Regions from separate parts of the Homo sapiens genome. Here regions 2 and 3 are each linked to region 1. Evidence: read pairs that join two places in POLR2A ChIA-PET (ENCODE). Cell type or tissue: PC-9. All regions are shown on one strand. Each heading gives the region's core, and the rest is flanking DNA. Links, peaks and the distances in the headings are about the cores only.

Evidence for each region. ChIA-PET counts read pairs that join two places held together with the same protein. Peaks named below come from ENCODE experiments on the same cell type or tissue, not always from the same donor. Only the 100,000 strongest peaks of a DNase experiment are listed, where the experiment ranks them.
Region 2: POLR2A ChIA-PET joins it to region 1 with 12 read pairs; 3 of 35 experiments call an interaction of 5 or more read pairs at or near these places.
Region 3: POLR2A ChIA-PET joins it to region 1 with 22 read pairs; 10 of 35 experiments call an interaction of 5 or more read pairs at or near these places.

What each region holds. Positions count from the first base shown.
Region 1 is chr17:67,836,702-67,841,143 of GRCh38, reverse strand. The region is part of intron 1 of BPTF (bromodomain PHD finger transcription factor); the gene reads right to left. Among named protein-coding and RNA genes, the nearest start is that of BPTF, 13 kb to the right of the region's middle. In PC-9, for the core only: no CTCF peak of the experiment used is centred there; no DNase peak of the experiment used is centred there.
Region 2 is chr17:68,229,166-68,233,607 of GRCh38, reverse strand. It overlaps a transcript of AMZ2 not described here. Among named protein-coding and RNA genes, the nearest start is that of AMZ2, 17 kb to the left of the region's middle. RefSeq lists an enhancer at 4,091-4,442. In PC-9, for the core only: no CTCF peak of the experiment used is centred there; DNase peaks (open chromatin) are centred at 1,887, 2,267 and 4,167; H3K27ac peaks cover 384 bases.
Region 3 is chr17:67,781,840-67,786,281 of GRCh38, reverse strand. It overlaps the pseudogene RPL17P41. Among named protein-coding and RNA genes, the nearest start is that of BPTF, 41 kb to the left of the region's middle. RefSeq lists an enhancer at 1,655-1,949 and a silencer at 1,655-1,949. In PC-9, for the core only: no CTCF peak of the experiment used is centred there; a DNase peak (open chromatin) is centred at 2,721.

The DNA.
Region 1 (4,442 bases), core at 293-4,292:
GAGCCACCATGCCTGGCCTTACTATCTGACCTTTTACCAAAAAAATCTGGCAAGCTCTGGATTAGGGAGAGTTGTTAGACGAACCCCAGATGTGTAAAAGAAAAAAAGTGGTAAATTAGACTTTATCAAAATTTAAAACTTATGCTCTGGGAAAAAGACACTGTTAAGAGAATGAAACGCAAGGCACTGACAGGGAGAAAATATATGTACATCACACAGCCTAACAAAGCACTTATATCCAAAATATATAAAGAACTCTTACTACTCAATAATAAGAAATTGGCTGGGCATGGTGGCTCATGCCTGTAATTCCAGCACTTTGGGAGGCCGAGACAGGCGGATTGCTTGAGCTCAGGAGTTCAAGACCAGCCTGGGCAACATAGTGAAACCCCATCTCTACTAAAAATACAAAAATTAGCCAGGCATAGTGGCATGTGCCTGTGGTCCCAACTACTTCAGAGGCTGAAGTGGGAGGATCACCTTGAGCCTTGGGTAGGCGGGGAATGACGGGCTCCAGTGAGCCAAGATCATGCCACTGCACTCCAGCATGGGTGAAAGAAGGAAACTGTCTAAAAAAATAGAAAGGAGGAGGAGGAAGAGGAGAAGGAGAGGAGGAAAAGGGGGAAGGGGGGAGGAGGGGAAGGAGGAGGCGGAGGAGCAGCAGCAGCAGCAACAACAACAACAAGAGGAGCAGCAGCAACCCAATTAAACATCTTAAATAAAGATTTTGGTATCTTGGCCAGGCATGGCAGCTCATGCCTGTAATCTCAGCACCTTGAGAGGCCGAGGCAGGTGGATTGCTTGAGCCCAGGAGTTTGAAATCAGTCTGGGCAACATAATGAAACCCTATCTCTACAAATAAAAATAAAAAATTAGCCAACTGTGGAGGTGCGCACTTGAAATCCCAGCTACTGGGGAAGCTGAGAGGTGGGAGGATGGCTTGAGGCTAGGAAGTGGAAGCTGCAGTGAGTGGTGACTGTGCCATTGCTCTCCAGCCTGGGCAACAAGCAAGACCCTATCTCAAAAAAAAAAAAAAAAATCAGTATTTTTCCATAAAAAATGGTATACAGATGGCAAATAAAAAGATGCACATAAAAGGAGGCTCAGAACCATTTGTCATTAGGGACAAGCAAATTAAAACCAGAAGGGGATATCACTATATACTTATTAAGGTGTCTTTTAAAAAAAAAACTGACAATATCAAGTACTAGGGAGGATACAGGGCAACCGGAACTCTTCATACACTTGCAGGTAAGAATGCAAAATGGTACAGCTACTTTGGAAAACAGTTTTGGCAGTTTCTCATAAACATACAACCCAGAAATCATACTCCTAGGTATTTACTCAAGAAAAACAAGTATTGTGTTCATACAAAACCATTATGGAAACGTTTAGGACAACTTTATTCATAGTTGCCAAAAACCAGAGATAACTGAAATATCCAACTATTGAATGGATAAATGCACTGTGATACACTCATATAAGGGACTGCTACTCAGCAATAAAGAAACTACTGATACACACAACAACATAGATGAATCTCAAATACATTATGCACTGTACATGTATAAACTATTTAAAAATTAAAATACCTTTTTAAAAGTCAAACAGTACATGAAAAAGTAGGATCAAGAGAGGTTTGCTGCAGGAATGTAAGGGTGGATCAATATTATAAGATCTAATATAATTCTATGAATATACACCACAGTAATTAATATGTAGCTTGCAGGAGAAAAACTATATGATCATCTTAAAAGATGCTAAGATGACATGTGACAAAATACAATAGCCATAGCTGATTTTTTTTTAAAAAAAAACTTAGGAAAAAAAAGAGAACCAGGTGAATACATTCAACACATTGAAGGTCTCAAACCCACAGTTAACCATGAAATATTCGCATCAGTTCCATTAAATTCGGAAAGCATACTAAGATGCCTATCGTTATAACTAACATTTAACATTGCTTTGGAGGTGGTACACAATGCAATTTGTTTCTTTTTTTTCTTTTTTTTTTATTACCCAGGTTCCCATCAATGGTAGAGGGCAATGTAATTTGAAGAGAAAAAGGAGATACAAATGTAAGAAAATCAGATGTGTACATATGATTCATTTTTGCAGATGACACAACTTTATTCCTAGAGTAAAATTATTCCAATCAAAGCAAAAGCTACAAGAAACAATTAGAAAAAAGAATAGGTGGCTAAATACTAAATTAATTTTTAAAATTCATTAGTTTTCAACTAGAAGCCCCAGCAGAGCAGGTATTTTTATACACAAAGATAAAATCTGATTTCATGGCATAAGTGAAAATATTTAGCAAATGAATTATACTTCTTCCAATTTTGTAAAAAGTATGTATGCACACATGTGCTGGGTGTGGTGGCTCACGCCTGTAATCCCAACAGTTTGGGAAGCCAAGGAGGAAGGACTGACTGAGCTCAGGAGTTCAACACCAGCCTGGGCTGGTGAAACCTCGTCTCTACTAAAAAAATATAAAAAACTAGCCAGGCATGGCAGCGAGCACCTGTAGTCCCAGCTACTCTGGAGGCTGAGGCAAGAGAATCACCTGAACCTAAGAGGTGGAGGTTGCAGTGAGCCAAGATTGTGCCACTGCACTCCAGCTTGGGTGACAGAGCGATACTCCAGCTCAAAAAAAAAAGTATGTACATACACATGTTTACACAAAGATGGTTAACTAATGAGAGGAACCAAAATATTAATGTTCTGGGTTTTCTAAATGTTCTACATTACTTTCCTGATAAAGAGAAGAAGCAAAAATAAAATTTAAAGGTTTTACTAGATTTTCAGAAGCATTATTTGTAAAACTCAAAGCCTTTTTCCTAAACGAATTATCGAAATCACAGACTAATGAATGTCAAGAGCTCAAAAATGGGGTGAATAAACTATGGCCAGCCACAGCCTGTTTTTGTAAATAAAGTTTTATTAGAAAGCAGCCATGCTCATTTGTTTACTTATTGTCTATGGCTGCTTTCCTGCTATGAGGGCAGAGCTGAGCAGCTGTGACAGAGCCAGATGGCCTGCAAAACCTGAAATATCTACTAATTGGTAACCTAAGAACAAGTTTGCCAGTCCCCTGACCATTAGATCATCTAGTCCATCCTATACTGTACAGGTGAGTAAACTGAGGTCCACACAAGAATGACTTCTCTATGGTCCAAACTCAAGTTAAGTAAGAAGCAATGAAGAACTCCATTTCCATGGTACTTTCCACCACTTGGCCAGGAAACTCTCAAAACAGACATCCTGCCATTTGGGAGGTAAAACTCAGGGTCTCATATCACATCGCAAGTGAGTGTATTTGCCAATAAATTGATGAGAAGAGGACTCTGGGCCTAGTCAGTATCCAAGAACACCTGCTAAAGGTCTGAGTAAACCTTAGTAGATTCTAGAAAAAGTTAATTTAAAACCACATAGGCTGGGCACGGTGGCTCACGCCTGTAATCCCAGCACTTTGAGAGGCCAAGGTGGGCAGATTGCCTGAGGTCAGCAATTCCAGATGAGTCTGGCCAACATGGTGAAACCCCGTCACTACTAAAAATACAAAAAAATTAGCCAGGCGTGGTGGCGTCCGCCTTTAATCACAGCTACTCAGGAGGCTGAGGCAGGGGAACTGCTTGGACCAAGGAGGTGGAGGTTGCAGTGAGCTGAGATCATGCCACTGCACTCCAGCCTGGGCGACAGAGCAAGACTCCATCTCAAAAAAAAAAAACAAAACACATAAGCACAGACTAGGGAAGGTTTAAAAACAGATGTTGAGAGTATAATCTGGTCCAGACTTTTAAATGGTACACACTATAATGCAACAATCCAATCCCAGTCCTAGGAATCTACCCTACAGAAACACCAGCTTAAGTGACTAAAGGTACATCTCTAGCACATTCAGGACAGCACTGTCTGTAAACGCAAAAAGAGCCTGAATTCTCAATAGGACTAGTTTTTTTAAGGCAAATCAATATTATCAGCAAATGCAGTTATGTATTAATAAAAAGGGGGGCACTTCATGTCTTTACCTTAAAGAGGGTCCTAACCTGAGCATGTAAATTTGTGACCCTTGCCATAAACAATCTCCACTGTTAGGTTTCTTCTGAGACACAGAGAAGATTCACAACTCATGCTATTAAAGCAATTAAGGAAAACCAATATACCTGGAAGAAGGTAATCTTCCAAGTTTACAGAGGATCAGAAATCCAATGCATTTCACCTGGATAATTCAGACTCAAAAGTTCAAATATGTATGTGAAATTACAGTAAAACCACCTTAAAACATTTTACTCTTTGCACAGCACTTTGAAAGCACAGTACAGTCATAAGGTGGAGAAATGAGTAACTTACTGAATAAGACTTTAAGAAGTGTGTGAAATAATTTTGCTGTCTACAAAAACAGAAAACTGCACTTTCTTTCTGCCTACTTGTTCTCTTGA
Region 2 (4,442 bases), core at 295-4,294, 390 kb before region 1:
TCACCCTCAGAGGGCTGGGGACATAGGTTCATAGATCAGCACCTTCACTCCCAGGAGGCAGGGGAAGACAATTTCTCTCTTTTTTTTTTTTTTTTTTTTGAGACATAGTTTCGCTCTTGTCGGCAGGTTAGAGTGCAGTGGTGCGGTATCGGCTCACTGCAACCTCCGCCTCCCAGGTTCGAGTGATTCTCCTGCCTCAGCCTCCCGAGTAGCTGGGATTACAAATGCCCACGACCACGCCCAGCTAATTTTTACGTTTTTAGTAGAGACGGGCTTTCTCCTTGTTGGCTAGGCTGGTCTCGACCTCCTGACCTCAGGTGATTCACTTGCCTCAGCCTCCCAAAGTGCTGGGATTACAGGCGTGAGCCACCACGCCCAGCCAGGAAGCCAATTTATAACAAGCTTTCTTGGTAAACATGGGTAATTAGTTGATGACCCTAATGGTCCCTACCCCTCAAAGTTTGGTGCATCCTCTTTGTCCCAGCCATGTGAGGACACAACATGTAGCTGGCCATCTGGGGACCAGGAAGAGAGCCCTCCCCAGAACCCAACCATGCTGACACTTGACTTTGGACTTCTTAGCCTCTGCTGTGAGTGATGAATGCTTGTTGTGTAATCCACCCAACCTGTGATACTCTGTGGTAGCAGCCCAAGCTGACTAAGACACTTGGCAAGTGCATCTCCACAATAAGATCCAAGCCATCTCAGCCTGGAAGTTGATGCTTCCAGATGGTGTTGAGGAGAATGAACAAAGTTTGTCTCTCTTTTTTTTGAGACAGAGTCTTGCTCTGGCTGGAGTGCAGTGGTGCAATCTCAGCTCACTGAAACCTCCACCCCCTAGGTTCAAACAATTTATCGTGCCTCAGCCTCCCAAGTAGCTGGGATTACAGGCATGCAGCACCACACCCAGCTGATTTTTGTGTTTTTAGTAGAGATGGGGTTTCGCCATGTTGGCCAGGCTGGTCTCGAACTCCTGACTTCAAGCGAACCACCCACTTGTCCTCCCAAAGTGCTGGGATTATAGGCATGATCCAAAACCACACCCAGCCCAAAGGTTTTCCTTTGACCTTTCATTTTCTATTGTTGATCAATCTCTTTTTTTTTTTTTTTTTGAGATAGGGTCTTGTTCTGTCACCCAGGCTCGAGTGCAGCAGTGTGATCACGGTTTATTGTAGCCTCAGACTCCCAGACTCAAGCAATCCTCCTGCTTTAGCCTCCTGAGTAGCTGGGACTAGAGATGCAGGCCACCACACCCAGAAAATTTTTATTTTTTTGTAGAGATGGGGTCTCATTATGTTGCCCAGGCTGCTCTCATACTCCTGGGCTCCAGTGATCCTCCAACCTTGGCCTCTCAAAGCACTGGGATTATAGACGTGAGACATCACGTCCAGCCCTAACCCCCTTTCTGATTGGCACGTTCTTAAGGTACCTTACAAGAGGTTAGAAGTGTTTTTGTAAATATACCTTTTTTTTTTTTTTTTTTTTTTACAAACTTCAGTTGTAATCAAGTCTTGCTAAAGAACACATTCTGATCTCTTAAGGTAACCTTACATTTCTTTACATTAGAACTTTATATTTCTTCTAATCCATATGCATTGGTTCTACAGTTTTAGTTTTGTAATTGCCAAAAAAATACAGGATTCTCAGTCACATCAGAATTTCAGATGAACAATGAGTGATTTTTTAGTATAAGCATGTCCCATAAATTTCATGGGATATACCTACATTAAAAGTGATTTGTTGTTCATTTGAAATTCTGTTTAACTAAGCACCCTGTATTTTTATTTGTAAAACCTGACCACCCTCTCTCCAAGGGAAATCCTAGTTCCCTAATTTCCAAATTGGTGGAGGTGGTGGTGACCTCATGATTGCTCATGTAACCTATCCACAGTTTCAAGAAGAAAAGAAAGGTAATTCTGTATGCTAAAAAGACACATACCACACAAATAGCAAGTATGTCCCCATGCAAGGAAAACTCGTACTACTACTTATGTGTTTCCCACCATGCACTGCCTAACACACATGAGGGCATATAATGGGAGAAGACTTGCAGAAAAATTCTCTTTAAGTTTATATTTGATGGAAAAAAATTATATTACCTCTTAGTAATGTTGAAGCAGGACTTCTTTTTTGACCTTTAGGATACAAGAAGCCACAATTTCATGGCTAGTTTTGTTCATTCCAACTTAACTAGTGCTGGATGACTCACAGAGAGTGATGTCTGGTCAAACACAAGCCCCTGGGCACAGTGGCTCACGCCTGTTATCCCAGTACTTTGAGAGGCTGAGGCAGGTGGATCATGTAAGCCCAGGAATTCAAGACCAACCTGGACCATATGGGAGAAAACCCTCTCTACTAAAAAAAAAATACAAGAAAATTAGCCGAGCGTGGTGGCACATTCCTGTAGTACCAGCTACTCGGGAGGCTGAGGTAGGAGGATCACTTGAGCCCAGGAGGTCCAGGCTGCAGTGAGCCATGGTCACACCACTGCACTCCAGCCTGGACGACAAAGGGAGACCCGGTCTTGGGAAAAAAAAAAGAAATTAAAAATTAAAATAAAAAAATAATAAAATTAAAATGTAAAAAATACATATATGTCTTGCCCTACAGGTTAGATGCATTCAGAGAAATTTACCTGAAAATGAATTTCTGAAAAGTAAATTTATTTCCCTAGTTTTCAATAAAAAATGAGCATAACTAGGCTTTCAACCTCAATCTGCCAATTTATCATTTGGTCCTTGGCAAGTGTATAAACTAAAAACTTCACTGAGACTCAGCTTTCTCATTTATCAAACGTAGCCCAAATGGCTACCTTTCCCTCCAGCCAATGCCAGGGGAAGTGCTTGGTGAGGAAGGGGTAAGCAGCATGAGAGGCCCTCCAAGATGCCCCCATGGCATCTGTGATCTCCCTGTTCCCTTCTTAATAAAATGAATATAGATCAAGCAACTCCTAGGTGTGAGCCATTCTGAAAGGGGCTGTGGGATAGAACACATCCCTGCATCCCTTGAAGAGTTAGACTCCACCTGGAAAGATAGGACATGTGTAGTCATCTGTTACAGTGGTAGCCCCCAGTGAAATGCACCTCCTGGTATTCATGCCCTCTATAGATCACTCCACTGAATCTGGGCTGCCTGAAACAACAGAAGGTGACAGAGATGACACTGTGCCAGCTGTGCCAAGGGGCACGCATGGAGGGGCTCACTTCAGGGTGCTGGATGAAGAACAGGGCAGGAGGCCGGACACAGAAGCTCATGCCTGTAATCCCAGCACTGTGGGAGGCCGAGGCGAGTGGATCACCTGGGGTCAGGAGTTCGAGACCAGCCTGGCCAACATGGTGAAACTCCCATCTCTACTAAAAATACAAATATTAGCCAGGTATGGTGGTGGGCACCTGTAATCCCAGCTATTCAGGAGGCTGAGGCAGGAGAACTGCTTAAACCTGGGAGGTGGAGGTTGCAGTGAGCCGAGATCACGCCACTGCACTCCAACCTGGACGACAAGAGGGAGACTCCATCCCAAAAAACAAAACAAAACAAAACAAAAAAAACAGGACAGGGACAGATGCTGGGCTTTGAAGACTGCAAAGCTCTAGGGCTACGCCTTAGGATATCTTGGTGGATTCCACATTTGTAGTCCTGGGAGCCCTGAGCCACCAGGTAACGGGCCTTACTTTCCTGTTAGAGAGGCCACGTGGAGAGTGAGAGGCCCCTGAGACTATATGGAGGAGAACGAGAAGCTCAGCCAAACACGTGCACATGTTCAAGCTGACCCAGCCATCCTCCGGACTCCGGAGCTACACCAGCCCGGACCCCTGACATGGGGGTGGTGAAGCCACATCTCCAACTCATTCCTGGGTGTGCAAGATGCAAGTTAACATGGAACTCATTCTTGGGTATGCAAAAGATCAGGAATGTTTAAGCAAAGCAACCAATGTCTAGGTAAAGGTGATGCTCCCCAGACAGGGAACAGCACCCAGTATCCCCTGTTTAAATTCCAGACCCACAGATTTGTGGGCAAATAGCATTTTGGTTGTTTTTAAGGTACCTCGCTTTTGGGTAGTCTGTTATGTAGCCATAGGTAATAAAATCTCAAACTCTCAGGAAAAGTAAAATGTCCCTCAAAATGTTAGGCATCTGTGCCTTCCAGCCAGACAGGTTTCTCAGGGTCGAAAGCAAGGACATGCCCAGTTCTAGCACAGGCAGGAACACTTCCTGTTGGGGACTGAGCAGGAACTCCCTGTGAGGGCCCCAGGTTTCTGGATCCTGGGTGGGTGTGGGGACAGGCACCCGGGCTGAGGGGCTCGCCTGTGTCTGTTCAGCCACGGCTGTGCTTCCCCAGAGAGGAAACATCATGGGGGGCTGCGTTTGAGGTGGGGGTGTCAGTGCCATGGAATCAGGGCTACCTCTACTGCACAAAGCACCGTGACGTCCCCTACCTTCCA
Region 3 (4,442 bases), core at 295-4,294, 55 kb after region 1:
TTTCACCATGTTGGCCAGGCTGGTCTCAAACTCCTGGCCTCACATGATCTGCCCATCTTGGCCTCTCAAAGTGCTGATATTACAGGCGTGAGTCTCTGCACCCAGCCAAGAAACATTTATTTTTATTGAATGGCTCTTATATGTCTGTTTTGAGAGCCCCTAGCTAAACTGGGGTTTCAGTACCAGAGCAGCTAGCAGCCCTGCCCTAATGGGAAATGAAGGGAGCTGGGCATAGGTGTCTACAGTGCGTCTCTCATGGGGTACTTCTTTAACGTGGTGGAAGGTCTAATGCTTAGCTGCCCAACCTGTGCCCAGGGGCTCCTTCACATGGGAAATGTGTTTATCCTGGCAGACGCTCCCATGGCTGTTGTCTGGTCTGTGTTCAGTTTATGATTGTCTAACCATCGCTTTGATGCTGAGAGCCCAGCCTTGTGTTCTTCCCAGTGTCCCTGGAAAACCTAGGTAGCCCCTGGTTCTTCAGATGAAAGGCACCCATTCAATCCACCACAGTAGGAAATATGATCAAAGGTTTATTACTTACAGATCCTGGGCAGGGAAGGCGCCATGAGTCAGGAGTATCATCCTCCATCCTCAGGTCAGGCAAGGCAGAAATTAAGAGGCAGAGAGTGAGAGAAGCAACTAGTGGTACGTATAAGAGAATAGTGTGGAGTCCTGATAAGTAAGCGAAATGAGGACAGGGTCTCAGGTGGGGGAGAAAAACGAACACTTGTTCTGAGAAAGTGCTAATCACAAACTTGTGGGCACAATGACCTGTTTGGCATGTAGCGCCAGGATTACAACCTTGTTCTGCATGTAGCCCCCCTCCTGCAAGACCCTATAAAACCTCCCCCTAGCCCCTGCCCCTTGGCTGACAGCCCCTTCTCTACTGTGCTGCCCATCGCACCCTTGCAACATATTTTCACGCTTTCTCTAATAAATCTGCCTTTTTTTTTTTTAACTTTTAATTGCATTTATTTTAATGCTGAATGTAGTCCTGTGTCATCAGTTTTTGTTTCTTCAGTTTCTTCTGGGATATCTTTTTCTTCTGGGCAACCTCGTCTTCTGGTTTAGGAACAATCTGTTCCTTTTCAGTAAGGATAATCTCAGTGTGGCAGGGAGAGCTCATGCATGGGTTAATCCAACCATGAGCTCTGTAGGTCCAGCAGCCCTTCTTAGGTGCTTTGTTCACTTGGATATGCTCAATGACCAGAGAATCTATATCTAAACCCTTAAATTCTGCATTTTTAAGCATGTGCAGCAAAAAGTCAGCACTCTTTTTGGGCCACCGACCTTGTGCCCAGCCCCAATGCTTGGCCTGGGCACCCCTGCCAACTCCACCATTGTAACATTGGAATGGTACGCACTGTTTCTGTAAAGTGACATCTTTCAGATACTTTGTGGCTTTTTGTATATGCATACGCTTGATGGCCTGCAGTTTCATGAGTGTTCTTAAAGTGAACACGAAGATTTGAACCTCTTGATTTGCGTGATTTTGTGGGGTTCTCTAGGTCAAATGAATAGCGAACCATTTTCACAGATTACCTCAGGCCGCTTAGGGAAAGAGGAAGAGTGGTTAAATCTGCCTTTCTTTACCTACAGCTGTCTTGGTAAAATCGTTTACCACCTGCAACAAATAGGGTGTCACTTAAAGTTGAACTTAAAGCCCCTTTAAGTTTGTGGGCAAATGCCTGAGTAGTCTGTTTAAAGGAAGTGATGGGAAACCAGGGGGCCCAGTCTGCTAGGCGGGAGAGATGCCTTTAAGTTCTTATCTCTGGCCACCAGCTTGAGCCATTTGGGCGTGGTGTTTCACTTCTAATTCCCAGGCAACAACCTTTACTGTGTTGTTCTGGTTACATGTCAAAAGTGAAGCTAGTTCCTAAATGTTTCCTGGTTGGTTTGGTTTTTATTTAGTATTGTCAATGAATCGTTTTCTCCTCACTGACTTTTCCAGTGTATGTATCCATATATATTTTATGTATCTATATATATATCTATATATCTTTTACATGTAGATATATATACTGGAATATATATATAATATATACTGCTAAGTGTGTGTGTGTGTATACTTTGACTAGTGTAGTGAAAATGTGTATATATATACTGTTACTAGTATATATACATATATATGCTATATATACACATATATACATATATATGCTATATATACACATATATACATATACATATAGTAGTAAAATATATATATAGGCCAGGTGCAGTGGCTCATGCCTGTAATCCCAGCACTTTGGGAGGCCGAGGGGGGTGGATTACGAGGTCGAGTTGGAGACCAGCCTGGCCAACATGGAGAAACCCCATCTCTACTAAAAGTACAAAATTAGCCAGATGCAGTGGTGCATGCCTGTAATCCCAGCTACTTGGGAGGCCAAGGCAGGAGAATCACTTGAACCTGGGAGGCAGAGGTTGCAGCGAGCCGAGATCACGCCATTGCACTCCAGCCTGGGCAACAAGAGCGAATTTCCAACTCAAAAAAAAAAAATTAGCCAGGTATGGTGTCATGCATCTGTATCCCAGCTACTCAGGAGGCTGAGGCAGGAGAGTTGCTTGAACCCAGGAGGCAGAGGTTGTAGTCAGCTGAGATCACGCCACTGCACTCCAGCATGGGTGATAGAGCGAGACTCCGCCTCAAAAAAAAAAAAAAAAAAAAAGCCTCAGCTTCCCAAAGTGCTGGGGTTATAGGCATGAGTCACCATGCTCAGTCTAGTTTGTATTAATTCAGTTGACTCTTACAACCTGAAATCTTGCTAATCCCATGGCAAACTCAAGTTATTTTTAGCTTGATTTTCCAGAATATAAATATATTGACTGCCAAAAGTGATATATGTACTTTTTTCCTCCCAATTCTTACATATCTTACTTTTCCTTCATGGAGAGTTATCACAAGCATTTCAAATATAGTTAAGTACTAAATTAAAGTGAGTTAAGTGGGCTGGACATGGTGGCTCACGCCTGTAATCCCAGCACTTTGGGAGGCCAATGAGAATGGATCACTTAAGACCAGCTTGGCCAACATGGTGAAACCTGGTATCTACCAAAAATAATAAAAAAAATTAGCCGGGCATGGTGGGGTGTACCTGTAATCCCAGCTATCTGGAAGTCTGAGGCAGGAGAATTGCTCGAACCTAGGAGGTGGAGGTTGCAGTGAGCCGAGATCACGCCACTGCACTCCAGCCTGGATGACAGAGGGACAGTCACAGAAACAGATAAATAAGTAAAATAAAGTGAGTTAGATATGTGAAATTAATTAAACTACGTTAAATTGTGTTAGGGCATCTTGGTTGATACTCGACAAAATTATATATATATTTTTATATATATATATTTATAGATAGATAGATTTGGAAATCCAAAATTACAAATAAAAGCTAAGTGAAAAAATCTTGGCCGGGCATGATGGCTCATGCCTTTAATCCCAGCACTTTGGGAGGTCGAGGCAGGCGGATCACGAGGTCAGGAGATCAAGACCATCCTGGCCAACATGGTGAAACCCCGTCTCTACTAAAAATACAAAAATTAGCTGGGCATGGTGGAGCATGCCTGTAATCCCAGCTACTTGGGAAGCTGAGGCAGGAGAATTGCTTGAATCACAGAGCTGGAGGTTGCAGTGAGCTGAGATCGCGCCACTGCATTCCAGCCTGGAGACAGAGCAAGACTCTGTCTAAAAACAAAAAAAAGAAAGAAAAAAAAGAAAAGTAAAATCTTTTGTCCATACGACCTTTCCCTTTTTTTAAAGGCAAACAGTTTCTTGGACTTCCTTTCAGAAAAACAAATAATTATATGTGAGAGATGTATCTGTTCACAAGCTCTTAATTATACATCTTTATTTATTTACTTTGAGCCAAGGTCTCACTCTGTTGCCAAGGTTGGAGTGCAGAGGTGCAATGACAGCTCACTGGCAGCCTCAATCTCCCAGGCTCAGCCTATCCTTCAACTTCAGCCTTCCAAGTAGCTGGGACTATAGGTGTATACCACCACCATGCCCAGCTAATTTTCTGTATTTTTTTTGTAGAGATGGGGGGCGTCTCACTGTGTTGCCCAGGCTGGTCTCGAACTCCTGGCCTCAAGTGATCACCCTCTTCATCCTCCCCAAGTGCTAGGATTATGGGTGTAAGCCCCTGGGAAATAATGCATCCTAAGGGAAGACGGCTTCAGGCAGACAAATTTGGCACAATAATAAGCCCCAGGTGATGGAGTATAGGGGTGGTGCCTGTCCCTCTTACCAGTCTAGTTTCTTTTTCTTTTTTTTTTTTTTTGAGACGGAGTCTGGCTCTGTCGCCCAGGCTGGAGTGCAGTGGCGTGATCGCGACTCACTGCAAGCTCCGCCTACCGGGTTCACGCCGTTCTCCTGCCTCAGCCTCCCGAGTAGCTGGAACCACAGGCGCCCGCCGCCACGCCCGGCTAAGTTTTTGTATTTTTAGTAG